Linked DNA regions of Homo sapiens: regions 1 and 3 are each linked to region 2. A link is an interaction called in ENCODE POLR2A ChIA-PET data of the cell type or tissue named here. Cell type or tissue: MCF 10A. All regions are shown on one strand. Links, peaks and the distances in the headings refer to the core of each region. The heading gives the core; the rest is flanking DNA. Region 1 has its middle 73 kb from the start of MAP3K8. Region 2 overlaps MAP3K8 (mitogen-activated protein kinase kinase kinase 8). Region 3 holds the start of LOC105376478 (a long non-coding RNA gene).

The links. Peaks named below come from ENCODE experiments on the same cell type or tissue, not always from the same donor. Only the 100,000 strongest peaks of a DNase experiment are listed, where the experiment ranks them.
Region 1: POLR2A ChIA-PET joins it to region 2 with 5 read pairs; 10 of 35 experiments call an interaction of 5 or more read pairs at or near these places.
Region 3: POLR2A ChIA-PET joins it to region 2 with 5 read pairs; 15 of 35 experiments call an interaction of 5 or more read pairs at or near these places.

What each region holds. Positions count from the first base shown.
Region 1 is chr10:30,501,666-30,512,708 of GRCh38, reverse strand. No RefSeq gene overlaps it. Among named protein-coding and RNA genes, the nearest start is that of MAP3K8, 73 kb to the right of the region's middle. RefSeq lists an enhancer at 1,850-2,079. In MCF 10A, for the core only: no CTCF peak of the experiment used is centred there; a DNase peak (open chromatin) is centred at 1,958.
Region 2 is chr10:30,449,686-30,460,728 of GRCh38, reverse strand. It overlaps MAP3K8 (mitogen-activated protein kinase kinase kinase 8), which reads right to left. Exons shown (of 9, transcript NM_005204.4): 5 at 10,210-10,471; 6 at 8,985-9,091; 7 at 2,493-2,645; 8 at 1,228-1,474; 9 at 1-23. Among named protein-coding and RNA genes, the nearest start is that of MAP3K8, 21 kb to the right of the region's middle. In MCF 10A, for the core only: no CTCF peak of the experiment used is centred there; a DNase peak (open chromatin) is centred at 5,788.
Region 3 is chr10:30,520,808-30,531,850 of GRCh38, reverse strand. It overlaps LOC105376478 (a long non-coding RNA gene), which reads right to left and starts at 2,188. Exons shown (of 2, transcript XR_007062102.1): 1 at 2,009-2,188. RefSeq lists enhancers at 1,522-1,911, 2,132-2,281. In MCF 10A, for the core only: no CTCF peak of the experiment used is centred there; no DNase peak of the experiment used is centred there.

The DNA.
Region 1 (11,043 bases), core at 1,460-9,459, 52 kb before region 2:
GGAAGATCTACAAAGGATGCTGGGAAAATGAGAGAGAGGATACGAGATTCCACCTCCTGCATCTAGCTTACCTCCCACTCCCGTAGAACAGTGTCTGCCACTCCCGTAGAACAGTGTCTGCCTTGAGCAAACAATGATTCACAATTTTTTTTTTTGAGACAGGGTCTCTGTCACCCAGGCTGGAATGCAGTGGCACGATCTCAGCTCACTGCAACCTCTGCATCTGAGGCTCAAACCATCCTCCTGCCTCAGCCTCCCAAGTAGCTGGGATTACAGACATGCACCATCACACTTGGCTAATTTTTGTATTTTTTATAGAGATGGGGTTTCACCATGGCTGGTCCTGAACTCCTGAGCTCAAGTGATCTGCCCGCCTTGGCCTCCCAAAGTGCTGGGATTACAGATGTGAGCCATGGTGCAGGGCCATGATTCACAAAAATTAAAAAAAAAAAAAAAAGAGAGAGAGAGAGAAAGAATGATCTCTGCTGGATCAAGGGTCTACTCATTTTCTCCAGTGAAACAGAAAGAATGTAGCTTGGCCGGGCATGGTGGCTCACGCCTACAATCCCAGCACTTTGGGAGGCTGAGGCAGGTGGATCACTTGAGGTCAGGGGTTCAAGACCAGCCTGGCCAACACAGCAAAACCTCATCTCCACTAAAAATACAAGAAATTAGCTGAGCGTGGTGGTGCGTGCCTATAATCCCAGCTACTCAGGAGGCTAAGTCAGGAGAATTGCTTGAACCCAGGAGGTGGAGGTCATGGTGAGCCGAGATTGTGCCACTGCACTCCAGCCTGGGCAACAGAGTAAGACTCTGTCTAAAAAAAAGAAAAGAAAAGGAAAGAAAAGAAGAGATAGCTTTTGAGCATAGAGAAAGAGGGCTTTGGCTGGGTGCAGTTGTTCATACTGGTAATCTCAGCACTTTGGGAAGCCAAAGTGGGGAGACTGCCTGAGCCCAGGAGCTCCAGACCAGCCTGGGCAACATAGTAAGAATCCATCTCTATTAAAAATAATTTAAAATTTTTTTAAGTTAAAAAAAGAAAAGAAAAATGGCTTTGGTTTGCAACTCCACCATTCACCAATTCTATGCTCTTAGGCTGCACTTCATTCTCCTCCTGTGTCAGAGATACCACAGTTACCCCCACAGAGTTATTTCAAGATATGAAAAGTGTGGGCAAATATACCTTATCCTTATTACATTTCTGTCAAAGGCTTGATTTCCATATTTGGGACATAGAATTTCTAGCTTGCTTGAGCTCAGAGAGAAAGTGGCCTCAAACTCAACCCAGCCATGACAGGTATGACTTTAGAGAAAAGTTGTTTAACCTCTTAACCTCTCTAAGCCTCAGTTTTCTTAACTTTGAAAGCAAGACTGCTTCAGGGGCAGGTGATTAGGTTTCATTTCACTTGCCAACTTCTATTGATGGGCAATGGTTGCCTGGCACCCTGAGCATGGAAGATTTCTGAATCTTCTTTTAGTGTCTGTGGGAGAAAAGGTCCTGACCAGTTAGCATCTGGTCAGTGTGTTGAGAGCAAGGGCTGCAGCCTTAGTCCTATTCCAAATTCCTATGAAGCAGAGGTAAAGTGAAACAGCGGTCGACCATCCAGACAGTCTAAATGATCAAGACTGTGATGAATTCCCTGCTTATCTGGCATTTTCTTTAAGTGAACAAGTCAGTGTATGACATAGGCTGATTTCATCCCTAACATGAATATCACAAAAGAGATAAGTGTACTTTTAGGAAACGTCCCCTCGTAAGTTCATATCTAAGGTGACATCATGCCAAGGCCTCCTGATGGAGAGGAACATTTTCTGGAGGAAAGTTTTGACCTTTAGAAAGGAATCTTCATTTCAAGCAGGCTTTTGGCTTCCAGCCTTAGTAACCAATGCCCATAATAGTTAGATGTGAAACTCTGATTTAGTGTATGAGTCACTGGAGCCCAGGATGGGACCGGGGAATACCCTGTCCACTAGAGGCGGCCAACTTTGCTGAGGGAGTAGGGGTGAATCAGATAACGGCTACACTTGAGAATCTTTGAGCTGATATTTCCCCCACTGTCTCAAGTAACCCAGGGGCTTTTTCCTTTGTTTTTTTAAAAAAACAAACAAACAAAAAATAAAAAACAAAATAAAAGAATCCACCAATACACCAAGTGGGATTTCGGAAGCTAATTTTCAGATTGTTACATCTTGAATTCTTTTGAAGGCATCTCTTAGTTGTTTGTCTGTTTTAACTTTTTATCATGGGGATTTCAGAAATATACAGAAGCAGAGAGAATGGAACTCACTGACAGGTGCTGATCGCTGGCTTCAGCAGCTGTGAATTCATGGACGGTCTCATTTTACCTACACCCCCTCTACTTCCCATATTCCATCTCCTGGGTGATTTTGACGTAAATACCACACATCATATCACTTCATCAGTAAATTCAATGGTTTTTTTTGTTGTTGTTTTTTTATTTCGAGGAGACTTGCTCTATCACCCAGGCTGGAGTGCAGTGGCACAACCTCAGCTCTCAGCTCACCACAACCTCTGCTTCCCAGGTTCAAGCGATTCTCCTGCCTCACCCTCCCGACTAGCTGGGAATATAGGCGCATGCTACCATGCCCAGCTAATTTTTGTATTTTTGGTAGAGATGAGGATTCACTATGTTGGTTGCCCAGGCTGGTCTGGAACTCCTGACCTCAGGTGATCTGCCCGCCTCAGTCTCCCAAAGTGCTGGGATTACAGGCATGAGCCACCGTGCCTGGGCTCAATTTTTAAATCCGTGTTTCACAAATTAAACAAGCGAAGGCCAAGCAAGTTGGCTTTGCAAACATTAATAACCCATCTGCTATTATTTCACATTTACAGAACTTAACTTGTCCTGGCTCACCCAAGTAGTTAGTGACAGAGCCAGGACCTGAGCCTAGGCGTTGTAGCTCACACCAGCAGATAAAGTGTCTACACATGATACCCCTGTCAAATTGCAGCATGAAATACTGAATGTAGGAGCTTACTGGTAGCTTGCATAAGAGGCTCAACAAATATTTTATCAAGCACCAGCCATGTTCACAATAACCACTTACACATGAATGGTGTTTTGCAATGTACAAAACCCCTTTAAACTTCCTGATAGTCCTCTAAGAGTTATTATTGTGCGTACCTTATATAGAAAGAAACGAATGTTCTGAACAGCCAACTACATTTCTCAGACATTTGACAATAAGGGGAAAGTTTCAAACTCTTACTTCAAGATCAATGTTCCTTTTAATACAGGCTATACAAATTGCAATACACAAAGAAGATTAAAGTAAAAAGCACTGTAGAAGTGTAAGTTATTGTGTGTCTCTCTATCAAAAAAAAAGTGAGCAGTTTTTCATTAAGAAGAGTAAATAGTATATCAACTGAACTCCCTGCAAATGACTTGTGGGTATCTAAAGGGTTCTTGTATGGATGACTGTTCCAGCGTTTCATACTCTGGTAATAAACTTAAGGTCTGAGAAGATGAACCGTGCTCTAGAGAAAATAAGAGATCCGGCCGGGCGCAGTGGCTCATACCTGTAATTCCAGCACTTTGGGAGGCCAAGGCAGGTGGATCACTTGGGCTCAGGAGTTCGAGACCAGCTTGGCCAATACGGTGAAACCCCATCTCTACTAAAAATACAAATATTAGCTCAGCATGGTGGCATGGGCCTCTAATCCCAGCTACTCGGGAGGCTGAGGCAGGAGAATTGCTTGAACCCGGGAGGCAGAGGTTGCAGTGAGCCGAGATCGAGCCACTGCACTCCAGCCTGGGCGACAGAGTGAGACTTTGTCTGAAAAAAAAAATGAGAGAGAGAAAATAAGAGATCCTACAGAGAACTCTGAATTACTAAAGCCACTTATCTTAGACTGGCCCTGTCCACCCCAGGCCAGAGGAAAGGGTCTGTTTGGATGTTTGAAATCTAATACAAAGTCAGATAGAGAAAGTCTGTGTGAAGAGCAGCCTTGCAGAAACATACAAGCCATCAAATCACATTTCCTACAGTTTCAAGGAAAACATTCACCAGAGCTTGTTTCCTCACTCTGTCTTCCACAAATCCACTGGTGCCAGGAAAATGAGAGTGGAATGGGCTGTCCGTTCCTGGCATCTTCACTCCTGTAAACTCTGAAAAATCACCCATCATATTACTTGAATCTTATATTTTGAGGCCTCTTGATCAAAATATTGAAGTCACTCTATAAATTAAGCATTCTTTCTGCATGCTGAAAAACAATGTCTGTGTTAATTTTTTTTAATCGATGGAAAAAAAGTGTTTATTTATGCCAATGAAAAGGTGCTTCCTTGAATTCCTTTTGCATGTTTTTTTGTTTGTTTGTTTTTTGAGATGGAGTCTCACTCACTCTGTCACTCAGGCTGGAGTACAGTGGCACGATCTCAGCTCACTACAACCTCCACCTCCTGGATTCAAGCGATTCTCCTTCCTCAGCCTCCAGAGTAGCCCCTGGGATTATAGGCACCCACCACCACGCCCGGCATTCTTTTGCATGTTCTTCAAATATATTTCTAAACAATTAAATATCTATTGCAAACACATTTTAAAGTAATTTACGATTTAGGATAGTCTAGTGAATGATTTCCTATATTGTAGATTTAACCTAAGTGAGTTCTTTAAAAAGTCATAATTAGGCCGGCACAGTGGCTCATGTCTATAATCCCAACATGTTGGGAGGCTGAGGCAAGGGGATTGCTTCAGCCCAGGAGTTCAACACCAGCCTGGGCAACATAACAAGACTCCATCTCTACAAAATATAAAACAATTTAGCCAGGCGTGGTGGCTCATACCTGTAATCCCAGCTCCTTGGGAGGCTGAGGCAGGAGGATTGCTTGACCACAGAGGTCAAGGCTGCAGTGAGCGGTGATTGTGCCACTGCACTCCAACCTAGGTGACAGAGCCAGACCCTGTCTCAAAAATAAATAAATAAATAAAATAAAATAAAATAAATAAGGCCAATAAATAAGGCCGGGAGCGGTGGCTCATACCTGTAATCCCAGCACTTTGGGAGACCTGAGGTCAGGAGTTTGAGACCAGACTGGCCAACATGGTGAAACTCCATCTCTACTAAAAATACAAAAATTAGCAAGGCGTGGTGGTGCGTGGCTGTAGTCCCAGCTACTCGGGAGGCTGAGGCAGGAGAATTGCTTGAACCTGGGAGGCGGAGGTTGCAGAGAGCCAAGATCATGCCACTACATTACAGCTTGGGTGACAGAGCGAGACTCCGTCTCAAAAATAAATAAATAAGCATAAAAAGTCATAACTATTTTTTAATAAGTGCTAAATGCACAGCTTTCCAAATCATGGATCTTTGCCAAATTGTAATTTTTTAATAGTTTTAGCTTTTTCTTAGAGACAAGCCAGAAAAATCTGCTTACTCAGAAATACTTTTTAAAACTACAATAAAATTATCAATTTCAGAAAGGCAGATACAATGCATTTTTCCTTCTGGAAGGAACTAATGAAATTAAGATGTTTGTCTTTTATTCTAGAGGCCTAGGAACACTGTGGGGTAGGTAGAGAAAAATTAAAGCAGTGAGGCATCATGGGAAAGTCTACAAAGGATAATGAACCTTGTTTATGTGTGGCATGACCTGTTCCCATCATTGATTCTTGCTTCCAACCCTTAGAGGGTCACTCTGCTGTGTCCTTAAAACAGAATGTGAAAGCAATCCCCTTCCCAGAAAATTAACAGCCTAAAGTCAGTTTTGTTGTTGTTGTTGTTGTTGTTCTAAAAAAAAAATCTAACCAGACAGTTTTTTTTTCTCACCTGAGCTTAGTAAACAATTATTTGCTGCCGGACTGTGGTTCACCTGAGCTATAGAACCAGCTGAGGACAGACCTCATGTCCGGTGGATCTTAAAGGCCAATGAGTATTTAATGAGGATTTGGAGCTTAGATTCTATCTTAAAGTTTAGATGATGCTGACCACGAATTTATTTTAAAAGTATGCTCTTAAGTGATCGCCTAAGTCTTGTTTGTTTTGAAGAGCAAAGCTGTAATGACTAAACAAAAACATATATACTAGAAACACTTCTGCTTCAAAGGAACCAGAATAAAATTTCCAACCACATTTCCTAAACCCCCAAACAAGGAAATGAACGCATGATCTGGAGAGAGTGTCCCCTCTATAGCATTGATAACTAATTTTTATTTTTTATTCATTTATTTTTTTCAGACAGGGTCTGTCTTGGTCACCCAGGCTGGAGTGACTCACTGCAGCCTCAAACCTCCTGGGCTGAAGCGATTCTCCCACTTCAGCCTCCAGAATGGCTGGGACTACAGGCACTCACCACCATACCTGGCTAATTTTTGTATTTTTTGTAGAGTCGAAGTTTCACCATTTTTCCCAGGCTTGTCTTCAATGCCTAGGCTCAAGCAATCCTCCTGCCTTGGCCTCTCAAAGTTCTAGGATTGTAGGTGTGAGCCACCACGCCCAGCAATAACTACTTTTTAGTGAGGTCAGGCATATTCCCAGTGTTTCACACATATCACCTCATTTAATCCTCATGACAAGTCCTTGAGGCAGCTGTATTATCATCTTCATCTGACACATGAGTAAAATCAAAGCACAGAGAGGGTAAGGAACTCCCCAAGCCACAGAGCCACAAGTGCTGCAGTGGGGATTCAAACCCAGGCTGTCCGTTTCAGAGTCCGTGTTGCGAATTGCTTTTCTGCAACACCCAGTCCAATTGAGTACTTTCTCTGCAAAGTCCCCTGCTGAGCATGTAAAATGCGTTATCTCATGGATTTCCCTTGGCCGTCCTATGAATTGGCACCATCATCCCCATTTTACATGTGAGATTTTGATGGACTACATTTGTTTAATCAGCTGAATCAACCTTTGAAACCATGTTTATCCCACTCAAAACCCAGCTCTTAACCAAAGTACAAGCAATACACACTGGCCTTTGTGTACTTCTCGGATTCAGGCAACCCAACACCATATGCAGAGATGACAAGTGACATTTTTTTCCGGTCTGTGCTTAAAAACAAGAACAAGAACAGAAAGTACATGAGGAACTGTAGGGATATGAAACTCTTACTTTTTCATAGCTATTAACAAGGATCCTGGGCTACAGATTAAATTATTAGGAATAATTATTTGCTGAATTAAGTGTGTGTTCATCAAAGCTTAGCATAAGGGGTAATCATTTACTGGCAAAGTGCTGATAAACAGCATATTCTACATAGTATAGTGCAGTGGTTCTCAGCCTTATACTAAATACTTCCCTGACTATCCTAAAATGAAACTGATAGAAAATAAAATTTAAACACATATCAATTTTTTTTTTGAGATGGAGTCTCACTCTGTCACCCAGGCTGGGGTGCAATGGCATGATCGTGGCTCACTACAACCTCCACCTCCCGAGTTCAAGCGATTCTGCTGCCTCAGCCTCCTGAGTAGCTGGGATTACAGATGCACACCACCACGCCCGGCTAATTTTTGTACTTTTAGTAGAGATGGGCTTTCATCATGTTGGCCAGGCTGATCTTAAACTCCTGACCTCAAGTGATCTGCCTGCCTCGGTCTCCCAAAGTGCTGGGATTACAGGCGTGAGCCACCATGCCTGGCCTGTTTTGTTTTTAGAGACAGGGTTTTGCTATGTTGCCTACGCTGGTCTGGAACTCCTGGGCTCAAGCAGTCCTCTCACTTCAACCTCCCAAGTAGCTGGTAATGACGCAATGGTTAACTCTAGAAGGAGGAAAAAGCCTAGTGAACTACATGACCTAGCTCTAAATAGCATAACAATCATGTAAACACTGAACATTAATCTAACTGAAGTTATATTTTAATTACTTTTTTATTCTTTTTCTTTTTGTTATGTTTTGTTTTTCTGAGATGGGGATCTCACTCTGTTGCCCAGGCTGGAGGGTAGTGGCATGATCACTGCTTACTGCAGCCTTGAACTCCTGGGCTCAAGCGATCCTCTAATCTCAGCCTCCCAAGTAGCTGGGACTGCAGGTACATGCCACCATGCCCGGCTAATTTGTTTTTGTATTTTCTGTAGAGTTGGGGTCTAGCTATGTTGCCCAGGCTGGTCTCAAACTCCTGGACTCAAGTGATCCTCCTGCCTCGGCCTCCCAGAAATGCTGGGATTTACAGGCATGAGCCACTGCATCTGGCCTGAAGTTTATGTTGGAAGAAGATGAGAAGTGTCTACGTAATTTATGTTGGAAGGAGATGAGAAGTGTCTACACATGTGGTGGGAGCTGATATTGTAAAAGATAACTAAACTTTCATCTTTCATATACAGAAATTCATAGATAAAGCCTCAAACAGAAAAATAAAGAGGTGGCAATATAACTATGTTATTTAGTGATAAGGCAAAGGTTACCCAAAGAATCAGTTAAAATTGTTGAAAGTAGTTTCCCCTGGTGTGCAGAAAATGAAAAAGGGGGTGGTTTAGGGAACTGTTATTTTTTGTTAGAACCCATAAAGAACGATTTAATTTTTTTTTTCTTGCTTCCAGTAGGGCTAGACAATTTAATTCTTAAACTATGGAATACGTGAGCAACTGATGCAAGGTCACTGTGGCTGGAGCGGGGTGAGCAATGAGGGAAAGTCCAAAGCGTGAGCCTGGACAGACAGGCGGGTACATGGAGGGCCTCGTCAGTTACATCATCCTGGGACCTTATCTTTGGAACCCTGGGAAGCCTCCAAAACCTTTTTTGCGGGAGGGTGTCTCAGATTAATGTTTAAGAAGAGCACTGTCTAGGATGCTGAGAACATGTGTTGAGCGAGACTAGAGGACAGGATGAAGAAAAAGCAGCTGTCTGGGATGGTGGTCGCTTGTCTTCCTTACAGCCCTGGGGGATGGTTATGAGTTACTGACAAGGCTTATGAAACATACAGTGAGGAGCACAGATCCCTGAGAACAAAAGACATGAAGCTGTTCAGTTTTGCGGCAAGGAGTTTGAGTTGTCTGAAAGTCATTTAGGTGATGTCAGGTGGGCAGCTTATGGACACACAAACATAAAGATAAAAGTAGTAGACACTGGGACTCCAAAATAAGAGTGGGTAGGAGGGGGTTGAGGGTTGAAAACTTACCTGTTGGGTACAATGTTCAATATTTGGGTGGTAGGGGGCCGGGTGCGGTGGCTCACACCTGTAATCCCAGCACTTTGGGAGGCCAAGGCAGGTGGATCACAAGGTCAGGAGTTCGAGACCAGCCTGGCCAACATGGTGAAACCCTGTCTCTACTAAAAATACAAAAATTAGCCAGGCGTGGTGGGGTGTGCCAGTAATCCCAGCTACTCGGGAGGCTGAGGCAGGAGAATCGCTTGAACCTAGGAGGCGGAGGTTGCAGTGAGCCGAGATCACACCACTGTACTCTAGCCTGGGCAACAGAGCAAGACTCTGTCTCAAAAAAAAAAAAATTTGGTTGATCAGTACCCTGGAAGCCCAATCTTCACTGTTACATGATATACCCTGCAAAAACACATATGTGTGTCCTCTGAATCTAAAAAAGAAAAAAAAAAAAGAATTACTGGGAATGGGCTTAGCAGGAAGATCTGGCTGAGACATGTAAAAGTAAGAGTCATAAGCATGTAGACTGATAGCCATGGTTGTCACATGTAGCATGTAACATGTAGATTGATAGCCATGATTAGCATGTAGATGGAGATCCCCGGAATAGGTGAGATGGCTTAGGAATAGAATGAAGAGTGAAAATATGTTGGCTGAGCCTTGCAAAAAGCTGCAAAGAAGAGAAAGAAGCTTGAGCAAGGTGGGAGAGAACCAGTGGAGTGTGTGAGGCAGCTGGGTGAAGAGCCACGTGGCTGTACCTTCACCTTAATTCAGATATTCAAATGGAAATGCCTCTGGAAGGAGTTTGACCGCATAGGGCTGCAGCAGTAGGGACTACTAAAGGGAAAAGACAGTGTCCCCAGGGTGCGTCACCAGAGTGCATGCCCGTCACAAAGGCTGAAGAAGCAAAGGGATGCAAAGAAAGTGTTACAGGATCAGAAAAATAAAAAAGAAACTGAGAAAAACGAACCTACTACAACAAACAAGAAATTCACTAAATTTCTGGGAGTTTTGAGACCTACCTTCCCCACCTGAAAAACTGTTAGAACTAATGGCTTTATAAGAAATTGTTTGATGCATAAAGATGAGGTAGTGTGATTTCTTTCACTTTTCATCATTCATTTGGGTGGATTGATGCAAATTCTCAAATGGCTTAGCCTTAGCCACTGAGATGTGACATTTCTGGGTGGTGCCTCCTATCCGTGGTAGCCTCAGGCTGTGTGGTCAGAAGCCCGGTTCTGCGACGACTGCTTATCACACTCTGAGCCTGAGGTCTTTCCAGCTGCTGAAACCACTTCCTAAGTACAAGAAATGAGATGTTTTTCTACTTAGGCAAAATGCGAAATTATAAACACAAGTCCTCTTGAAAGAGTAGCTGGGTAAAGTTATGCCAAATTGGAATGCCTACTTTAAAAAGTCTAAAAATAATAACATCTTTGTTAAAAGAGTCTTATCAATTGCTATTTTTCTCTACAGAGTGTCTTAATAAAACATTAAGAAACATGATGGGAAGGTAGTAAACTTTTTACTTTAGGGGAAAAAAAGTCAATGAACCTAAGTGTGGACAAGTTTTCTGTCTTTGGAAGAAGCATCTGGGTATATTCTGCATATATTCTGCATGTTGCTTTATTTCTATTGATGCTAAATAAATGTGAAAAGCCTCCAAAAAATGCTTAATGCCAATGAATGCCACCTCCTAGGAGTCAAAATATAGTATTAGAAAAATCACAGAAGAAGCTGGGCACAATGGTTCAAGCCTATAATCCCAGCAATTTGGGAAGCTGAGTAGAAGGATCATGTGAGCCCAGGAGTTTGAGACCATCCTGGGCAACATAGTGAGACCCTGACTCTACAAAAAATCAAAAACTGAGGCTGGAGGATCGCTTGAGCCCAGGAGGCTGAAGTTGCAATGAGTCGTGATCGTGCCACTGCACTCTTGCTGGGTGACAGGAGAAAGACCCTGTCTCAAAAAAATAAAAAAATAAAAATCACAG
Region 2 (11,043 bases), core at 1,976-9,975:
GGTGCTTCCTGTGCACGAAGAATCTGAAAAGGAAAACATTACAAAGTAAGTAACAAGAAAACGTGTCAAATGATAAATACCTGTTCCTTCTGCAGTGAAATAAATCTTTGGGGCCTAATAAAACAGTGTCTTAAGCGTGAAAGATGGGTCTTTGAACACTATGGCTAAGTTCACATAATATGACATAGAACAAAAAGTTCAAACAGGAGTCAATGGAGACAAGAAATTAGTTAGAAATCCTGGCATATTTTTCCAACAGCCAGATTGCTCTCTTTAAATACACAAAAGTTAGACAAGCAGCAAAGAAATATAAACAAGCGCACCAGGCTTGACATCTCGGTTTGGACCTAAATGGATTAAGAATGCCACAGACTTTTAATAAAAATGGAAATCCCTCTTTATGCATATTCAATGCTCCTGGAAAGCATACTGACTTTCCTAAGTGGGAAAAATTTACAACTGGCAAGATTTTAAGCCAAGGAAGATGGAAATGCAAGTTGACTTCAAACTGAGTATTTTATCTGTGCAGGGCAGTGCCATGATGTTCCCCCACCAAGGACTGGGGTGGCTTAATATAAATGAGTTAGGCTGGGCATGGTTGCTCACGCCTGTAATCCCCACACTTTGGGAGGCCAAGGCAGGTGGATTGCCTGAGGTCAGGAGTTCGAGACCAGCCTGGCCAACACGGTGAAACCCCATCTCTACTAAAAATACAAAAATTAGCCAGACGTGGTGGTGGGCACCTGTAATCCCAGCTACTCAGGAGGCTGAGGCATGAGAATCACTTGAAACCGGGAGGCAGAGGTTGCAGTGACCCAAGATCATGCCACTGCACTCCAGCCTCGGCAACAGAGCAAGACTCCATCTCAAAAAAAAAGAAAAAAAAAGTGAGTTAAGAAGAACCAACTGCAAAGCTGTCATGCTCAATCTGTTTTCAAAGACAAAAGTTGTAAAAAAGCAAGTTGCAAAAAAGCAAGTCAGAAGCATTTTCCAGTGACTGTGCTACCTACACTTGCACTGAAAATCTGTTATAATTTGGTGCTAAATTAGCCAATTTAAAAAAAAAAACATGCTTCTGCTAATCTTGCTGAAATTTCTCAAGCAAGGTATGGTACTCAAGAAGTCATTTCCTTTTTTTCCAAGTGCTTTCATGAACTACATCAGAGGTTTGATGTGGACAGAAAGAGAAGGGAAGTAAGTGTGCGGCACACAGCAGGGTGTCCCTACCAGCAATGTTCTCAGGAAGTTCCAGCTCCTTCCTACTCAGCAGCCTCTTGCGCTCCAAGAGGGCAGAGTCCAGACTCTGACAGCGTGGCTGATCCTCTCTGGGCGGGTTCAGGGCCTCATGTTTTAGTAGGTCTGCGGCTCTTGGGCGGTGATTGGGGTTTCTCTCCAGGGAAGCTTCTATCAGCTCTCTCATCCCTGGACTGCAGTCATCTGCAATGTCTTCCAGTGGAGGTGCTTGCTTGTGGATCTATCAACAAACCAGCTCTCTTAGCATCAAAGGTATGGTGATACACCCTCAACAGCAAAAGCATGCTAGTACCAGGACCTAGAAAGTAATCCGTTTTCCACCACATGCCCTGCAACGAATGCAGTTCAGCCCTTAAGCAAGCAAGCTTCCCTTTAATTTCTTTTTTCTTTTCCTTTTGAGACAGGGTCTTTGCTCTGTCATCCAGGCTGGAGTACAGTGGCACCAACACAACTCACCGTAGCCTCGAACTCCTGGGCTCAAGTGATCCTCTCACCTCAGCCTCCCATGCAACTGGGACCACAGGGCATACACCACCACACCTAGCTAATTTTTTTAATTTTTTGTAGCGATGGGGTCTTGCTTTGTTGCCCAGGCTGGTCTTGAATTTCTGGGCTCAAGAGATCCTTTTGTTTTGGCTTTCTAAAGTGCTGAGATTACAGGCGTGAGCCACCGTGCTTGGCCCACTTTAATTTCTAAAGGATACCAGGTTAAACCCATCTTCTGATTTAATGTTACAAAAGATAAGTGATAGGTTTGAATGTCAGTGACAGCTTCAAATCAGTGTCCCAAAAGTCACTGTGCAGTAACAGGGAAGTGTCTGCTCCTGAATTTATCAACAGTAAAATGGGAATTGCATGTTCCACTACAAGCCACACTGGTGTGAACATTAATAATAAAAAATGTTTTAACTGTTCAAAGAACACATACAACTTCCTTTGCTGAAATATTTATGCTACTCTGATGCTACTAAGTAGTGTTGCATTATTACACATACAATGGAATAGCATAAATTATGCCCAATGCACATTTTAGTAAGCTCCCACTAAAATAGCTATGTTTTCTTTGCAAGAATGGAGCTTGCTTCTACATGGGAAGAACTTGTAGCTACCTGTCATTTCACCATTGCCTCATTCAGATGGGGGTGGTATAGAAGGCAGAGCAGTCCCTCCCAAGCCTGCGGGATGCATAACTCAACGCCCCCCCCCGCCGCCCCCAGCCCTGGTTGAACCCCACTTACTATGTACAGGTAGGAGGGATAGGCTGAGCGAGGGTAGCGCTTCACCCAGGGTGGGGTGCCCGTCTGCATGTGGATGAGCGTGGCCCCCAGGCTGTAGATGTCTGCTTTGGTTGAATGGCCCCTGCACAGGATGACCTCTGGGCTCATGTAAATCTGAAAAAGAAGTGGGAAACATTCAGCTTCATTCCCCTCCTTTGTGTGGGTTTCCATTTCCCTAATCCAGTTCTGGAAATTGGCTCATTTGCCTTAAACTAGGAGAATAATGCAGGCATTCCCCAGGAACCATGCAGCAATTGCTGGAGGTGTCCCTGCAGTCTGATGAAGAACACCTGGCCGGGCGCGGTGGCTCACACCTATAATCCCAGCTGAGGTGGGCGGATCAGGAGTTCAAAACCAGCCTGGTCTCTACTAAAAATACAAAAATCAGCTGGGCATGGTGATGGGCACCTGTAATCCCATCTACTTGGGAGGCTGAGGCAAGGAGAATCGCTTGAGCTCGGAAGGCGGAGGCTGCTGTGAGCCGAGATCGCACCACTGCACTCCAGCCTGGGAGACAGAGCGAGACTCAGTCTCAAAAAACAAAACAAAACAAAACAAAACACCACCTTTTTCTGGTTGATCTGGTGGCAAAGAGCCTAGAACCAGGAATCTATCAGGGACTCCCACTCATCAAAGTTCTGCAGTACACTGATCAGGTGTAGCTAAGTTTTCAACTAAAACGCCAATTCCTTTTATATTTAAATGAACTACAAACAGACTTCTTTATCTGTTTGTCATTACACTGCTAACCTTCTAAATATCTGCAATGATAAAAGGTGATAGAAGTCTATAGGGTATTAACACAAATTTCTTGAAAGGGAAAAACTTAAAAAATAAAGTGTAATATTGTAGAAGTGATTCTAAAGAGTCATTTTTACAAACTATCTGTTATTTTTACCTACTATGTAGCCCAGTGACTAAATATTAAATGCAGCCATATTAACATTGTATAAGTTATATTTGGTCTCATGAGTCCATGCTGAATAAACAGGGCTGGTTTTATAAATAGTTTCTCTAACGAGCATTTATTTCTAAACTTAAGAAAGAAACAAAGAGAGGTGGGGCATGGTGGCTCATGTCTATAATCTCAGCACTTTGGCTTTTTTTTTTTTTCGAGATGGGGTCTCCCTCTGTCACCCAGGCTGGAATGCAATGGTGCGATCTCGGTTCACTGCAACCTCTGCCTCCCGGGTTCAAGCTATTCTCCTGCTTCGGCCTCCCAACTAGCTGGGATTACAGGCATGTGCTACCACGCCTGGCTAATTTTTGTATTTTTAGTAGAGATGGGGTTTCACCATGTTGGCCAGGCTGGTCTCGAACTCCTGACCTCGTGATCCACCTGCCTCGGCCTCCCAAAGTGTGGGGATTACAGGCGTGAGCCACTGAATCTCAGCACTTTGGAAGGCCGAGGCAGGAAGATTGCTTGAGCCCAGGAGTTTGAGACTAGTCTGGACAAGATGGAGACCCCCCATCTTTACAAATTAATTAGTTACCTAATTTAATTAAACATTTTTTTAAAAAGGAACAGAGCAAACACTGGTGACCAGTGATTTGTATTCATGGCTGGTGCAGACATATAGTAGTTAATATCCTGATTATCAGTATTTCGCTTGAAACAGCTTGTACACTGTCTGCCATGTGAATAAGAGAATGGAGGTCAGTGTTTCCGGAACACATTTCAGGGTAAGTAATTAGAGAACTAGCTTACAAAAACCAGAGAAACTGCCCAGTCTCCCCACCCTAACCCTGCTCAACTCCTTCCTGCAAGCCACTTCCGGGCCAGCTTCCTTTTGCTCTCAGCAAACAGGTGAAACTGAGCTCCCGTTCTCAAGCTTTCCCTGCAGCAGAGCCAGAGGACTTTCCAGAAGGACTTTGCTACTAAATATATCACAAACTTAAAAAATTAATGCACAACATTGTACCTATAGTCAACAATAGTGTATTGTATACTTAAAAATGTGTTGAGAGGGTAGAGTTCATGCTAAGTGTTCTTACCACAATCAAATAAAAAAGAAAAAGAAATGCAATGGGTATTATTAACTGTCCATAGAGGATGCCTATCTTCTCTCCTGTACCCCCTCCTCCCTGCCAATAAAGCAAGGATTGGGCGGAGTGCCCACTGCTGGTGTAGCCCACAGGGGTTGTGCAGAGGTGGCTCTGCAGGTTCTATGTGACTGCACGCCTAGGCAGCCTGGGGGGATGGAACATCTGTAAGCCTGGTGGCCTGGGTGCTGCCACTCAGGTAGAAACCCCAGAGCTTCCTGGCTCGGAGCTCTTGTTCCTCAAGCTCTACCAACTACCAGTTAGATCAGGGAGCAGCAGGGCATAATGTTCGAGCACTCTGGCTGATTAGAAGGCATGAAACAGCCCTGGTGGGACCAACACAGGGCTCTCTGAGAGTTCTGCACCCTCGGGGCAGGGCACTGGAGCAAGAGAAAACCTTGATGTCAGCGATCGAACCCTTCACCTTTCAATATGTTTATTAGAAAGGGAAAGAGACCGTGTGTGTGCGTATATGTGCATGTGATGACTATATGTTAACTTACAAAGGTAAAACCAAGCAGACTTAGAAGGATTTTTCAAAAAGGACCAAGTTCTAAAAGTAATTCTGATTTGTTATTCGCATTCACTATGTATTCTCTCTCTGTACCTTGCAACTCAAAAACAGTCTATTCTGTATATGCTGGATTAACCCTGGATGTGTATTACATGGTTACAATAGAATGCTCTGAATACCAATGCTTAGAGAGAGCAATCAAACAGGGGTAACCAGGGTTTGCATTTGGGAGCTATACTGCAGAAATCAGAAATTGTCTATGACTGTGCAGTAGCCACATGATCAAATTCTAACATCAGCCAGTCTGCACAGTTGACTAATTAGATCTCCTGGCTCTTTAAGTAGGAAGGGTAAAAGCAAGCTTGTTGAAAGGTTTCACTGGTCACTTCACAACTTTGTTCATTATCAAACTTCAACTCGTGTGTACTAGGCAGATATTAAATGCAGGCTGATTAGAAGAGAGTTTATATTTATAAACACCAAGGCACAGTTTTGCACTTCACAAAAAGCAATTTGCATTTGCCAAAAAAAACCTGATCCAAATACTACTCAGGAGTAAAATATGTTATTATCTCATATCCATGCATTCCGCTAGACAGCCCCAGAAAGAACACTTCTTTCTCCAATGTTGCAAAATGTTCAACTTCACCACATTGCCAGGAAGAGAAAAGTATTTTCCATCTTTAATACCATAAATAGTTTGTTTTTCAAACTGGTTCCAGGAAAAAGGGTGGTGGAATATTACATATCTGAACTCCTGACTAATGCCAAATATGCTGAAACATTTTCCAAAGAAAACATGTCGTAAGCATTAAGTCTTATTAGACCTCACACTTTGGTAAAGTATTCTTAAGATCTGGGGACTAAGCATTCTTAAAAAAAAAAAAAAAGTACAGCTTCCCTTCTGAATATTGTTCTGCTCAAAGACAACCGTCAAGAATCCTCGCTCGAGCATTTTCAATAATAACTTCAGTAATATTCACAAAAGCAAGGATTTCTTCTGCTGCCCGGGAGAGTGCTGGCTTTGAGAGAGTTGAGAAAGGACTTACAGAATCTTGGCGTTTTTTTTTTTTTTAGGACAAGGTCTTGTTCTATTTTCCAGGCTATGGGTGCAGTGGCATAATCACAGCTCACTGCAGCCTCATCCTGGGCTCAAGCAATCCTCCCACCTCAGTCTCTTGAGTAGCTGGGACTACAGACATGCACCACCATGCCATTTTTACAAAAAGTAAAGTTTTTGTTTGTTTGTTTGTTTACTTTTTGTAGCGATGGGGTCTCACTATGTTGCCCAGGCTGGAAGAATCTGGTTTGAAAGGAAGACAATTTTTTTGTGGCTGCAATCCAGTTCAGTGCAACACGTATACTAGCTAGACTAGACTAAGGGTTGTCATCTGATTGAACACCAAGACTGACCTGGTAATCCTGACATAGAGGTGCAGCCAAAGACCCTCTCTCTATTTCCTATGGGCACTTCCAGCAAAGAGAAGGGCATGGGGCTGAGTGGCTCAGGCAGTGCAGCTTCCCCCGGTAGTGGTGAGGGGCCAAGGAGGCAGCTTTTACACCCATTTACCTTCCTGCTTGCATCCAACCTTGTGCCCATCACAATCAACTGTGAACTAAACTGTTGTGCATGCTTTCTTTCTTTCTTTCCTTCTTTTTCTTTCCTTCCTTCCTTTTTCTTTCTCCTTCCTTCCTTCCTTCCTTCCTTCCTTCCTTCCTTCCTTCTCTCTCTCCCTCCCTCCCTTCCTTCTTTTTTTCTTTTTTTTTTTCAAAAGAGATGAGGTCTGACTCTATTGCTCAGGCTGGTCTCGAACCCCCAGGCTCAAGCAAACCACCCCCACCTCCTTGGCCTTTCGAACGGTTGGGATTACAGGTGTGAGAACACCACGCCCATCCCTAAACGGTTGCTCTTTTAATAATTCAGGTAATTTAAAGTAAGTCCTCCCACCAAAGAGTGAGGATCGCTGGAGTACCACTAAGGCTTGCTCCTCACTGCCTTGTGTCATGCTTCCTCGTTGGTGCTCACAAGAACCTGCCACATAGCAGATGCCCAGTGGACACTGGCTAATTGAATCACCCAGTCAGCCTAATGATGTGAATGTTAAATACATTACTTGGAAGCCCGCGAACGCATTTTTCAGAATCTCATTTAGAGTCAGGAAAGAAAGGCTTTTCTGGGTCGTTTTTTGCTTCACAGATGAGTTAAACATGAGTGCTGTTTTACATCTTTAAATAAGATACATTTATGCTCACTACTTGAGGTTTATTATAGAATTCCTAGGCTCAAAGAGAGGCCTTTAGAGTCCTCATAAATATTAATGACCATAGTTAAGACTGTCATTGAGCCAAAACTCAGTGATATTAGTTATATCACTAATATATTTTAATAATGTATGTAATATTATAATTTTTTAAAGTTATGTAGCAGTTAGACCTTAGGGTTAGACTTAGAAAGAACTGGGTTCAAGTCCAGGGTCTGTCACTGAGTGACTCTGGACACTTTATTTTAATCTCTGCAAACTTATTTCCTTGATTGTAAAATAAGAATAACAATAGCAACAACTGGGTTGTTGTAAGGATTAAATAACATACTGCTTTTTAAGTGCTAAACTTATTATAAAGTTAACTCTAATTCTATAATTATTATTAAAGCTGAACTGTGGGCCAGACACGGGGGCTCAAACCTGTAGTCCCAGCACTTTGGGAGGCTGAGGTGGGAGGATCACTTGAGGCCAACAGTTCATGACCAGCCTGGCCAACATAGTGAAACCTGCATCTCTACTGAAAAAAAAAAAAAATTAGCTGGATGTGGTGGCACATGCCTGTAATCTCAACTACTCAGGAGACTAAGAAGCGCTTGAACCCAGGAGGTGGAGATTACAGTGAGCTGAGATCATGCGCCACTGTCCTACAGCCTGGGCGATGGAGCAAGACTCTGTCTCAAAAACAAAAACAAAAACACACAAAATAAAGCCGAACTGTGGATATGATCTATTTTGGGGGGCTTTTTTTTTTTTTGAAGCAACATCTCGTTCTGTCATCCAGGCTGGAATGCCCATGGCTCACTGCAGCCTTGAACTCCTGGGCTCAAGCAATCCTCCTACCTCAGCCTCCCAACTAGCTGAGACTACAGGCGTGTACCACCACACTGAGCTAATTTTTTTTTTTTTTGAGATGGAGTTTCACTCTTGTTGCCCAGGCTGGAGTGCAATGGCACGATCTCGGCTCACCTCAACCTCTGCCTCCTGAGTTCAGATGATTCTCCTCCCTCAGCCTCCCGAGTAGCTGGGATTACAGGTGCCCGCCACCACGCCTGGTTAATTTTGTATTTTTAGTAGAGACGGGGTTTCTCCATGTTGGTCAGGCTTGTCTCAAACTCCCGACCTCAGGTGATCCGCCCATCTCAGCCTCCCAAAGTGCTGGGATGACAGGTTTGAGCCACCGTGCCCAGCCTAAACCAGTTTTTTTTTATAGAGATGGGGTCTTGCTATGATGCCTAAGCTTGTCTCAAAGTCCTGGGCTCAATTGATCCTCCCACCCCAGCCTCCCAAAGCACTGGGATTACAGGCATTAGCCACCACACCTGGCCAATGTGATCTATTTTGACATGACATTGTGTACAAATGTTCTATATTATATATATCAACATGTATATTATATTACAAATACTATTATGTATTATAAATAACATAGCAAAAAATACAATAAAAAATCAAGTGCTAAACTTAGTACTTGACACAGAGCAAGTGCTCATTAAATGTGTTCCAAGGAAAATAATGATTTAATGCAGTGGGTTTCTTCCCCTTCTTTGTCCTTCGTTCCCACAATAATTCTAGAACATTTTTTCCTTTTTATTCTTAATAAAATAGTAACCCTTTTCATGTGAACATAATTACCTCTGTTCCTCGGAGGTCCTTAGGAAAATAGACATCTTCGGTCATTTGAACACTTAGGCCAAAATCCACCAAAACAGCTTTTGTGGACATGAAAACAATGTTGCTAGCTAAAATGAGAGGAAATATTTTTAAGATAAAATTTTTTATATACCCATAAGTCAAATGAAAACATTATCTAAAACAATAATGAATCTCCAATCAGAAAAGACTGAAATGCTTCCTCTAGTGAGATGGTTGTATTATATTCAAAAGAGGAGAATGAAATTCAGAGTTGAGGTGAAAATCACTTTGGATCCATCAAGAATACAGCCAATGTGGGTATGAATGATTGTAGCCATTAATAATGTTCAAGAACTTGAATTTCAAACTCTAAGACATAAGCATACTGTTGTCAAGCCACTTTTCTAAAACAGAAAAGTAAAATACCCATCTTTTTTCCCAGTGAAAGTTGTGCCACTCTAATTTAGTACTGGCTATTAAAGGTTTACCTATTTCCTCATCATATCAGACTCCTAGAAAACAGTTAGTAAAGGTGTGTTTAATGGATTATTGTTACATTGGTATAAAAAATGAAAAAGGTATTTGTTTCTCAAAAATACTTGTCTCTGTGTTTGTATGTTTTTAAGTAAATTGCTTTTTTTTTTTTTTTTTGAGACGGAGTTTTGCTCTTGTCACCCAGGCTGGGAGAGCAATGGCGCCATCTCAGCTCACTGCAACCTCCGCCTCCCAGATTCAAATGATTCCCCTGCCTCAGCCTCCCAAGTAGCTGGGATTACCAGCACCCACCACCATGCCCAGCTATTTTTTTTTTTTTTTTGTATTTTTAGTAGAGACGGGGTTTCACCACATTGGCCAGGCTGGTCTCCAATTCCTGACTTCAGGTGATCAACTTGCCACAGCATCCCAAAGTGCTGAGATTACAGGCGTGAGCCACCGTGCCCAGCCTAAATTGCAATTTTAAAAGCCTTTTTAACAGAGCAGTACCTAATAGGTATGTAGCTATAACCTTTCAACAACTGTTGAAAGTAATCTTTCCTTATGACTTTGAAAGCTCTAGTAACCCCGCATGATTCTAAGATATGTCTCTGGAGAAGGAAGACGGACGGTGCTCTGAGGGAGCTTTCCACCCTCCATGGAGGGTCTTCAGATTACAGGAAGGAGCTTGTTTGTCTCCTGAATAACTAGTCTCTTTGAGCCAAAAAGGTATATGTCCAAAGATACTTACGTTTAATATCATGATGGATCACTTTCTTTGAGTGTAGAAAATCAAGTCCCTTGAGAACATGCTTTGTCACCCAAATAATTTCAAATTCTCTCATTGGTCCACAGCTCTCCAGTTTCTCCAGAACAGACCCTCCCTCGCCTGCTTCCATAAAGAGATGGACAGTTTCACCCCACAGGACTGCGCCATACAGCTCTGCGATGTTCTCGTGCCGGAAGCAAGCCTGGATTTCCACATCAGATGGCTTAAATTGATCTACTGGGATCTAGAACACAAAAATACAAGCGAGATTCTAAATAACCCCAAAGTCATCTTAAAAATATAAAATATAGGTCAATGCAAAAAACAAAAGGCAAATAAATGCCCTCAAGAATACTCTGCCCTGTGTGAAAATGGACTGCCCAGTTACAATAATGTTCACCTCAGATCTGCCTTTAACTATGTTAGTCAGCTTTAAGTATAAAATTCAGAACAAGAAAATAAAAAACAAAATAATGAGTTACTCTTTTCATTTAGAAGTCAGAAATCTATCCAAAGTTTTAAAATTATGAATGAATCAAAAAAGAGATAATTTCCCACCTATTAGACAACAGTATCTATGGTACCTTGAGTTTAGGTTGTATTTTCAATATTTCAGTTGGTTGTGAGATAATATGAAGTGTTTGTTGCCACAGTTCATACTCTATTATAGCAATGTATTTAAAATAAGCACTGAGGCTGGGCGGTGGCTCATGCCTGTAATCCCAACACTTTGGGAGGCCAACACAGGCAGATCACTTGAGGCTAGGAGTTCGAGACCAGCCTGGCCAACATGTCGAAACCCCGTTACTACAAAAA
Region 3 (11,043 bases), core at 1,192-9,191, 72 kb before region 2:
CTCCATGGCCACTGATCAGCAACCTCTACTGCCTCCCATCACCAGGGGACCCCTGGCATGGGCACAGAAAGGGTCTTTTCTTAAGAGAAGATAAGAATCCGGCCAGGTGCAGTGGCTCATGCCTGTAATCCGAGCACTTTGGGAGGCCGAGGTGGGTGGATCACTTGAGGCCAGGAGTTCGAGACCAGGCTGGCCAACATAGTGAAACCCTGTTTCTACTAAAAATACAAAAATTAGCCTGGTATGATGGCGTATGCCTGTAATCCCAGCCACTTGGGAGGCTAAGGCAGGAGAATCACTTGAACCCAGGAGGCAGAGGCTGCAGTGAGCTGAGATCGTGCCACTGTACTCTAGCCTGGGCAACAGAGTGAGACTCTGTCTCAAATAAATAAATAAATAAATAAAAAGAAGAAGAGAAGAATCCACAGTCAGCTTTCCTTAAGTAACAGTCACCCCCTGGGAGTTGAAAAACCTCCTTTCATTAATAAAAATGTATTTGTGCACAACTTGGACGAATGTTCACCAGGGCAGGGATTGATGTCTGTTTTGGTCACTGCTGTATCTCAAATGCCTACAATAGTATCTGGCACGTAAACATCTGTGTTGAATAACTGAATGAATTCCTTTTCAGAAATCCATTTGTCAAGAGGTGTTCTCAGGGAGGCAGGGCCTGTGTCTCTTCTCATTTTCGAAGCACAAAGCTGAGCATTTGAGAAGAACTAGCTTCATTCTTGCTAGTGGCACAATTGGTTATCTCATTGAACAGGCAAAAGTAAATGGACCATAGATGCATGTGTCTTTTTTTTTTTTTTTTTTTTTGAGACAGAGTCTTACTCTGTCACCCAGGCTGGAGTGCAGTGGCATGATCTCGGCTCACTGCAACCTCTGTTTCCTGGGTTCAAGCAATCCTCCCACCTCAGCCTCCTGAGTAGCTGAGACAACAGGCATGCACCACCATGCCTGACTAATTTTTGTATTTTTAGTAGAGATGAGGTTTAGCCATGTTGGCCAGGCTGGTCTCGAACTCCTGACCTCAAATGATCTGCCTGCCTCAGCCTCCCAAAGTGCTGGGATTAGAGGTGTAAGCCATCACGCCCGGCCAATATGTGTGCATGTGTCTTTATAATAGAAAAATTTACATTCCGTTAGGTATATATCCAGTAATGGGATTGCTGAGTCAAATGATATTTCTGTTTTTAGGCCTTTGAGGAATTGCCACACTGTCTTCAACAACTAGTGAATTAATTTGCTCTCCTGCCAACAGTGTAAAAACATTCCTTTTTCTCTGCAACCTCGCCAGCATCTGTTATTTTTTGACTTTTTAATAATAGCCACTCTGACTGGTGTGAGATGGTATCTCATTGTGGTTTTGATTTGCATTTCTCTAATGATCAGTAATATTAAGCTTTTTTCATATGATTGCAGCACTGTTCACAATAGCAAAGACATGGAATCTACTAAATGCCCATCAATGGTAGACTGGATAAAGAAAATGTGGTACATACACACCACGGACAACCATGCAGCCATAAAAAAGAATGAGATCATGTCTTTTGCAGAGACATGGATGGAGCTGGAGGCCATCATCCTTAGCAAACTAGCACAGGAAGAGAAAATTAAATACTGCATGTTCTCGCTTATAAGTGGGAGCTAAATGATGGGAACATATGGGCACATAGAGGGGAACAACATACACTGGTTCCTATCAGAGGATGGAAGGTGGAAGGAGGGAGAGGATCAGGAGAAATAACTAATGGGTACTAGGCTTAATACCTGGGTGATGAAATCATCTGTACAGCAAACCCCATGACACAAGTTTACCTATGTAACAAACCTGCACATGTACCCCTGAACTGAAAGTAAAAGTTAAAAAAAAAAAGGAAATGGACTATTTTTTTAATCCAGTGAAGTCTCGCTCACTGTTGAGTGAGCTTTTACCTACGTTTCCGCACATCCGATCACTGTCAAGGGCCCCCAGTCATGTTATGAACGTTGCTCAAATACTCACCAATGAATGACCACGAAATAAGTGGCGAGGGTAAAACCACAGCAAGAAGGAACATGAGGAGCAGACTCTTCCTTTTGCCTCTCTCTGGCCAGGTTCCTTATTTTCTTCGGGTGGAGGACTCAGGCCAGGCGCACCCAGCCACTGGCAGCCTCCGAGAGCCGCGGCGCTGGGTAGGAAGACAGGAAGTGGCGGTGGTGAGCAACGGTAGCTCGACTCGGGCAGCACTCACAGATTTCACGGAACGTGGACGAGGCTCTCGTCATGGGCTGACCACAGAGCCACAGCAGCATGCGTGCTTTGCCCGAGTTACCTGAAACATCGCGCCCAGGAGCCAGTGACGCACAGGGAGAGTTTCAGCAAGAATGCTGGGCGGGCAGCACCTGTCCAAGACCTCATTAAGTGCTTTATTTCTATCAGGGCACTTTCAGTGACAGAGAACTTCCGAAATAAAGCTTTGGTCATTCCACACCCAACCACCCCCACAAATATACGGAATTATGTTCTCTACCACTGGAAGAATGAGGTTGCTTCAGCAAAGCAATGTTTTAAAGAGCTGCCTTAACATCATTTAGGTATCTAAAAACGTAATTGTTGTTAAATGAGAAAATTGTCAAGCAACTGTTCTCCATATTCACAAAGGGCAAAAGGGAGGGAAACAGGTTAACATCTGGGGAAGAGGCATTGATTAGACTGCATGAGTGTTTTTTATTTATTATTATTTTTTAATGGTTTAAAACTTTACTTTTTTTTAAAGACAGGGTCTCACTCTATTGCCCAGGCTGAAGTGCAGTGGCATGATTAGCCTTGAATTCCTGGGCTCAAGTGATCCTCCTGCCTCAGCCTCCTGAGTAGCTGGGACTACAGGTGCGCACCACCAAGTCTGGCTAATAATAATTATTATTATAGAATGATAAATAATATGTAATAATTATCATTATTTTATTTTGGTTTTGCTTTGTTATACAGGCTGGTCTCAAACGCCTGGATTCAAGTGTCCTTCCTACCTCAGCCCCACAAAGGGCTGAGATTACAGGTGTGAGCCACCACACTTGGCCCCACAGGCACTTTTTAATGTAAAGATGACTAATATATAAAACAGGCTTCCAAGAACAATTATAAAAACTCCCTCCCTAGAGAGACAAGACAAGGACCTGTGTATTCATTCAACAAGTGCTATAATGAACCCCTAACAAGCGCACAGCACTAAGCTAGACGCTAGGGCAGACATGAAAGAAATGCAAGAGTATCTGACAGGAGAGATGGAATTAACATGTGAAAAGCAGCCGTCACACATTCATCCAGCACACATGTGAGGGCCTCCACTGCGAAAGACACGTTGCAAGACTCCAGTGTATTATAAAATAAAGTGAGAGTTCTGCTTCTAGGAATATGGCAGACTAGACGTCCTGAAACTCTGTTATAAAGCCTTAAAATTTTAGAAAAAATACAAAGTTCAATATTTTGAAATGAATGGATAAGGTTGTAGGAAGCTCGCGTGGAACAAAGCAGAAATACAAGCTCAGGGGGCCAGCCTGCAATGATGCTGTGGCCGACTTTAAAATACCTTCCAACTCCAGATGGCTTTGGAAATCTTTTTATCCAGTGAAGTCTCACTTGATGTGTTTGTACATAAGTTTCTGCATATCTGATGGCTGTCAGGGGCCCCGTATAATGTCTTGAACATGCCTAAAATACTTTAAAATACCTTCCGACCCCAGGTGGCCTAACCTGTTTGAACAGCCTTGTTTATGGACACGGGAGATAAGCTTTGAGCTCCATTTGAACAGAAGTCAAATCAATGAACACTCCTCATCCCAAACACACACACACACACACACACAGCGCCCAGACCCAGGAAACGGTGAAGTGAGAAAAATTCTACCTCACTGGCTGGGTGTGGTGGCTCACCCTTGAAACCCTGTCTCTGCTAAAAATGTAAAAATTAGCCAGAAGTGGTGGTGGGCGCCTCTAGTCCCGGCTACTGGGGAGGCTGAGGCAGGAGAATTGTTTGAACCCAGGAGGCGGAAGTTGCAGTGAGCTGAGATCGCCCCACAGCACTTCAGCCTAGGCAACAGAGTAAAACTTTGTCTCAATAAAAAAAAAAAAAAAAAAAATTGACCTCACTGAAGCAGAGGGCAAAGAGACAGGTTCTATTTCTGCTTTGGCTCTGGGGTCATGTCTTTCAGTTCTCCCTGGGCATTCATGGACAATCTTCATGTTGATGGGGTCTGCGTAGCCTGGAAAGCCACAAGAGGAGACAACAGGGATCTGGCTGATAATGTCTGCAGTGCCAAGCAGACACAAACACAAATACTTTCTGGAAAAATGTACACTCAAACCAACTAAGCCTTAAGTATTAAATAATCCCCAGAGTAGAGTTCTAAATACTATGAGCTCAGCTGGGCACAGTGGCTCACACCTGTAATCCCAGCACTTTGGGAGGCCAAGGCGGGTAGATCATGAGATCAAGAGATCGAGACCATCCTGGCCAACATGGTGAAACCCCATCTCTACTAAAAATACAAAAATTAGCTGGGTCTGGTGGCACGCTCCTGTTGTCCCAGGTACTCAGGAGGCTGAGGCAGGAGAATCACTTGAACCCGGGAGACAGAGGTTGCAGTGAGGTAAGATCACACCACAGCACTCCAGCCTGCTGACAGAGCGAGACTTTTGTCTCAAAAAAAAAAAAAAAAATCATGAGGAAGAATGCACAGAAAGAAAAAACAATAGAACTAAATCCAAACTTCAACTAACACAACTAACATATAAAAAGATAATGACTACAATTAAAAATCGAAACGCAAACACCAGATTAGATACAATTAAAGACCAAATTAGTGGGATGGAGGATACTTTTGAATAAATTACTCAAAATGTACCCTACAGTGCCAAAAATAAAAATAAAAAATGAAAGTAATAAAGAGGTTAAGACACATAGCAGAGAAGGCCCAGCATGCATTGAGTCAGGAAAGCAGTAGCAGAGAATGTGTGTGAGAGGCAATATTAGCAAGGGTAGGACTCAGAATTTTGAGAATTGATACGGCCAGGTGTGATGGCTCATGCTTATAATCCCAGCACATTGGGACGTGGGAGGATTTTTTGAGTCAGGAGTTCAAGTCTAGCCTGGGCAACATAGTGAAACCCTATCTCAACAAAAAATACAAAAACGAGCCAGGTGTGGTGGCACATGCCTGTGGTCCCAGCTACTCAAGAGGCTGAGATAGGAGAATCGCTTGAGCCAAGAGGTTGAGGCTGCAGGAAGCTGAGATTGTGCCACTGCCCTCCAGCCTGAGTGACAGAGCAAGACCCTGTATCAAAACAAAGAAAGCAGGGTGCGGTGGCCTATACCTATAATCCCAACACTTTGGGAGGCTGAGGGGGGTTGATCACTTAAGGATGGGAGTTTGAGACCAGTCTGACCAACATGGTGAAACCCCGTCTCTACTAAAAATACAAAAATTAGCCAGATGGGGTGACATGCACCTGTAGTCCCAGCTACTTGGGAGGCTGAGGCAGGAGAAAACCTTGAACCAGGGAGGTGGACAGAGATCATTGATGTAATACATTCAGCAACTCCCACAGATCCCAAGCAGAATAATTGTTAAATGCATCCGGGGGCCAGGCACTGTGGCTCATGCCTGTAAGCCCAGCACTTTGGGAAGCTGAGGGTGATGAATCATCTGAGGTCGGGAGTTTGAGACCAGCCTGGCCAACATGGTGAAACCCTGTCTCTACTAAAAATACAAAAATTAGCCGGGCATGGTGGCGGGCGCCTGTAATCCCAGCTACTCAGGAGGCTGAGGCAGGAGAATCTCTTGAACCCAGAAGGCAGAGGTTGCCTTGAGCTGAGATTGCACCACTGCACTCCAGCCTGGGTGAGAAGAATGAAACTCTGTCTCAAAAAAAAAAAGAAGCATCTGGAAAGAAACAGCCAGAGAGAAAAGACATATGATCTACAAAGGAGTGAAAATAAAATGAACAGCTAATTACTCAGCAGCAAAAGTGAAAGTCAGGAAACTGTAGATTATTATCTTCAATATTAGTGCCGTGAGAAAGTGAGTATTGACAGGAAACTGCCTGCCCAAACAAGGCAATTCTTAAAAGAAAAAAGTAAAATTGTGACATCTTGAAGATGTTTTTGAAAGATTGTTTTTGAAAAAGCAATACTGAGAATAATTACCATTAACAGACTCTCAAAAACTCTAAAATATACAATTCCCAATAAAAGGAAATGATCACAGAGAAGTCTGAGATACAAGAAAGATTGGTGAATAAATAAAATGTGGGAACATTTTTTCTTTTGAGATGGAGTTTTGCTCTTCTTGCCCAGGTTGGAGTGCAATGGCGCAGTCTCGGCTCACTGCAACCTCCGCCTCCAGGGTACAAGTGATTCTCCTGTCTCAGCCTCCTGAGTAGCTGGGATTACAGGCGCCTGCCAACGCGCCCGGCTAATTTTTTTTTTTTTTTTTTTTTAGTAGAGATGGGGTTTCACCATGTTGGCCAGGCTGGTCTCGAACTCCTGACCTCGGGTGATCCACCCACCTTGGCCTCCCAAAGTGTTGGGATTACAGGTGTGAGCCACCGTGCCCTGCTATTTTTTTTTTTTTAAACTGAGTCTTAATCTGTTACCCAGGCTGGAGTGCAGTGATGTGATCTCGGTTCACTGCAATCTCCATCTCCCAGGTTCAAGTGATTCTCCTGCCTCAGCCTCCTGAGTAGCTGGGATTACAGGTGCCCTCCACCATGCCCAGCTTATTTTTGTATTTTTAGTAAAGACGGGGTTTCACCATGTTGGCCAGGCTGGTCTTGAACTCCTGAACTCAGGTGATCCACCCACCTCGGCCTCCCAAAGTGCTGGGATTACAGGCATGAGCCACCATGCCTGGCCTAAATGTGGGAAAATATAAATTCACTGATTATGTTAACCAATATAATGGTTAACATATATTGTGTTGAACATTATATGTGTGAAGTTGAACATTACTGGACAACAATGGTATGTTAACTGTGAGTGGAGAGATTGATGTTAAAGCATTCTGAGGTTCTTTGATTTGGGAGCAGAATAAAGTTTATTAGTTAACTTTGGATTAGGTAAAATATTCATGTGAAATATTAATAATCAATTGCAACCAATAAGGTAAGGAAAAAATGGCGGGGGGAAGGGAGTATCTCAATCAATGTGGTTAAATCTCAAAAACATAATTTTGTGCCAAACCAAGTTTACATAGTACAATAAAGCTTAAAAATAAGCAATATTCAGTAATGTATTTATTACTTAGAGATAAGTAAAAATTGGCAAAATTATAAAGAAAGGCAAAGAAGTAATTAATGAAAGGCAAAGAGGTAATTAACAAAATCAGGATCATAATTAGCTCTGGGAAAAGAATGGGAAAAGGTATTTGGTAATGTTTATTACTTAAGTTGGGTTAAAATATTTATATTCTTTTATTAGCATTTGTATTAATATTAGTGTTAGTATTATTTGAAATGTACATAGGCATTATAGAAACTGCTTCTTTATGGGGTTTTTATTTTTTATTTATTTATTTATTTATTTATTTATTTTTTTTTTTTTGAGACGGAGTCTCGCTCTGTCGCCCAGGCTGGAGTGCAGTGGTGCCATCTTGGCTCACTGCAACCTCCGCCTTCCAGGTTCAAGCAATTCTCCTGCCTCAGACTCCTGAGCAGCTGGGACTACAAGCATGTACCACCATGCCCAGCTAATTTTTGTATTTTTACTAGAGATGGGGTTTCACCAGTTTGGCCAGGATGGTCTCAATCTCTTGACCTCATGATCTACCCACCTCGGCCTCCCAAAGTTCTGGGATTACAGGTGTGAGCCACTGTGCCCAGCTTAGAAACTCTTTTAAAATTTGAAGTATGTTTGTACTTACATTTCTTTGCTATTGCAGGCCGGGCGCAGTGGCTCACACCTATAATCCCAGCATTTTGGGAGGCCGAGGCAGGTGGATCACCTGAGGTCAGGAGTTTGAGACCCGCCTGGCCAACATGGTGAAACCCAGTCTCTACTAAAAGTACAAAAATTAGCCAGGTGTGGTGGCACTCAGCTCACTGTGGTCAGCAGTGAGCTGAGATTGTACTACCGCAATCCAGCCTGGGCGACAGAGCAAGACTCTGTCTCAAAGAAAAAAAAGAAAAATTTGTTTGCTATTGCTGAGAAATACACTACAGACACCAAAACTCAGCGATTATAGACAAGAATCATTTACAACCACTCATATTTACACAGATGGTTTGGGGCTCTGCTAATCTAGGCTGGGTTGGACTAGGGGGCAGAGAAGGATACACTGCTTCTTGGGAGGAACTATAAAGTCACATGTGGCCGGGCACGGTGGCTCATGCCTGTACTCCCACCACTTTGGGAGGCTGAGGTGGGTGTATCATCTGAGATCAGGAGTTCAAGACCAGCCTGAACGACATGGTGAAACCCCGTGTCTACTAAAAATACAAAAATTATCTGGGGGTGGTGGTGCGCGCCTGTAATTCCAGCTACTCAGGAGGCTGAGGCAGGAGAATCACTTGAACCTGGGAGGCGGAGGTTGTGGTGAGCTGAGATCATGCCACTGAACCCCAGCCTGGGCGACAGAGTGAGACTTTGTCTCAAAAAAAAAAAAAATTCACCCTCGATATTTCACATAGGTTCTTTTCTATTTTCCCTAAGTGTCGGCCAGTCTGAGAAATAAAGGGAAAGAGTACAAAAGAGAGAAATTTTAAAGCTGGGTGTCCAGGGGAGACATCACATGTTGGCAGGTTCTGTGATGCCCCACAAGCTGCAAAACCAGCAAGTTTTTATTAGTGATTTTCAAAAGGGGAGGGAGTGTACGAATAGGATGTGGGTCACAGAGATCACATGCTTTCAGAGCAACAAAAGATCACAAGGCAGGAGGTCAGGGCGAGATCACAAGGTCAGGGTGAAACTAGAATCACTAATGAACTTCCATGCCCCACTGTGTACGCATTGTCATTGATAAACATCTTAACAGGGTTCAAGAGCAGAGAACCGGTCTGACTAGAATTTGTCAGGCTGGAATTTCCTAATCCTAGCCAGCCTGGGGGCGCTGCAGGAGACTAGGGCGTGTTTCATCCCTACCTACGTCTGCATAAGGCAGACACTCTCAGGGCAGCCATTTGAGAGGCCCCCCCGGGAATGCATTCTTTTCCCAGGGCTGTTAATTATTAATATTCCTTACTGGGGAAAGAATTCAGTGATACTTCTCTTACCCGTTTTTGGTAATAAGAGAAATATGGCTCTGTCCTGCCTGGCCCACAGGCAGCCAGACTTTAAGGTTATCTCCCTTGTTCCCTGAAAATCGCTGTTATCCTGTTCTTAAGGTGCCCAGATTTCATATTGTTCAAACACACATGCTCTACAAACAATTTCTGTAGTTAACGCAATCATCACAGGGTCCTGAAGCGACATTCATCCTCAGCTTATGAAGATGACGGGATTAAGAGATTAAAGTAAAGACAGGCATAGGAAATCACAAGTATTGATTGGGGAAGTGATAAATGTCCATGAAATCTTCACAATTTATGTTCAGAGATTGAAGTAAAGACAGGCATAAGAAATTATAAAAGTATTAATTTGGGGAACTAATAAACGTCCATGAAATCTTCACAATTTATGTTCTTCTGCCATGGCTTCAGCCGGTCCCTCCATTCGGGGTCCCGGACTTCCCGCAACAAACATCAAACTTGCCATGCTAACTATTTTTTTTTTTTTGGATTGCAGAAACGTATTAAAATTGAAAGACATTGTTTAATTAATCTTCTGTGCCATGAGAATCCATCAGGTTGTCTACAACAAAGACCACTGGAAGGCTAAGGATCACTTGAGCCCAGGAGTTTGGGGCTGTAGTGAGCTATGATAGGGCTACTGCACTCCAGCCTGGGTAACAGGGCAAGACCCTTTCTTAACCATTGTTAAGTGTACAGTTCAATGCTATTAAGAACATTCATGTTGTGCAGCCATCGCCACCATCCATCTCCAGAACTCTTTGCATCTTGCAGAACAGAAACTCTGTACCCATTAAACAATAAGCTCCCTGACCCATGTCCCCTCCTCCCCAGCCCTTGGTGACCACCATTGTACTTTCTGCCTCCCTCTATTAATCTGACACCTGTAGTGCCTTACATAAATAGAATTATATGGCATTTATCTTTTTGTGAGTAGCTTATTTCACCTAGCATAATGTCAAGGTTTATCCATGTTGTAGCATATGTCAGGATTTCCATTCTTTTTAAGGCTGAATAATGTTCCATTTATGTATATACCACATTTTGTTTAACAATTCATCTGTAGGCAAGGCATGGTGGCTCATGCCTGTAATTCCAGCACTTTGGGAGGCCAAGGTGGGTGGATCATTAGGTCAGGAGTTCAAGACCAGCCTGGCCAACATGAGGAAACCCCCCATCTCTACTAAAAATACAACAAATGGCCAGGCACAGTGGCTCAAGCCCGTAATCCCAGCACTTTGGGAGGCCAAGGCGGGTGGATCATGACGTCAGGAGATCGAGACCATCCCAGCTAACACGGTGAAACCCCAACTCTACTAAAAAAATACAAAATTTAGCTGGGCTGGTGGCGGGCGCCTGTAGTCCCAGCTACTCGGGAGGCTGAGGCGGGAGAATGGTGTGAACCTGGGAGGCGGAGCTTGCAGTGAGCAGAGATCGTGCCACTGCACTCCAGCCTGGGCGACAGAGCAAGACTCCATCTCAAAAAAAAAAAATTAGCTGGATGTGGTGGTGCATGCCTGTAATCCCAGCTACTCAGGAGGCTGAGGCAGGAGAGTCTCTTGAACCTGGGAAGCAGAGGCTGCAGTGAGCCAAGATTGCACCACTGAACTCCAGCCTGGGCGACAGAGCAAGATTCTGTCTCAAAAAAACAAAACAAAACAAAAAAATCTGTAGATGGACACTTGGGTTGCTTACACCTTTCAGCTATTATAAATAATGTTGCTATGAATATGAGTGTATATCTATCTGTTCAAGTCCCTGCTTTCAATTCTTTGGGT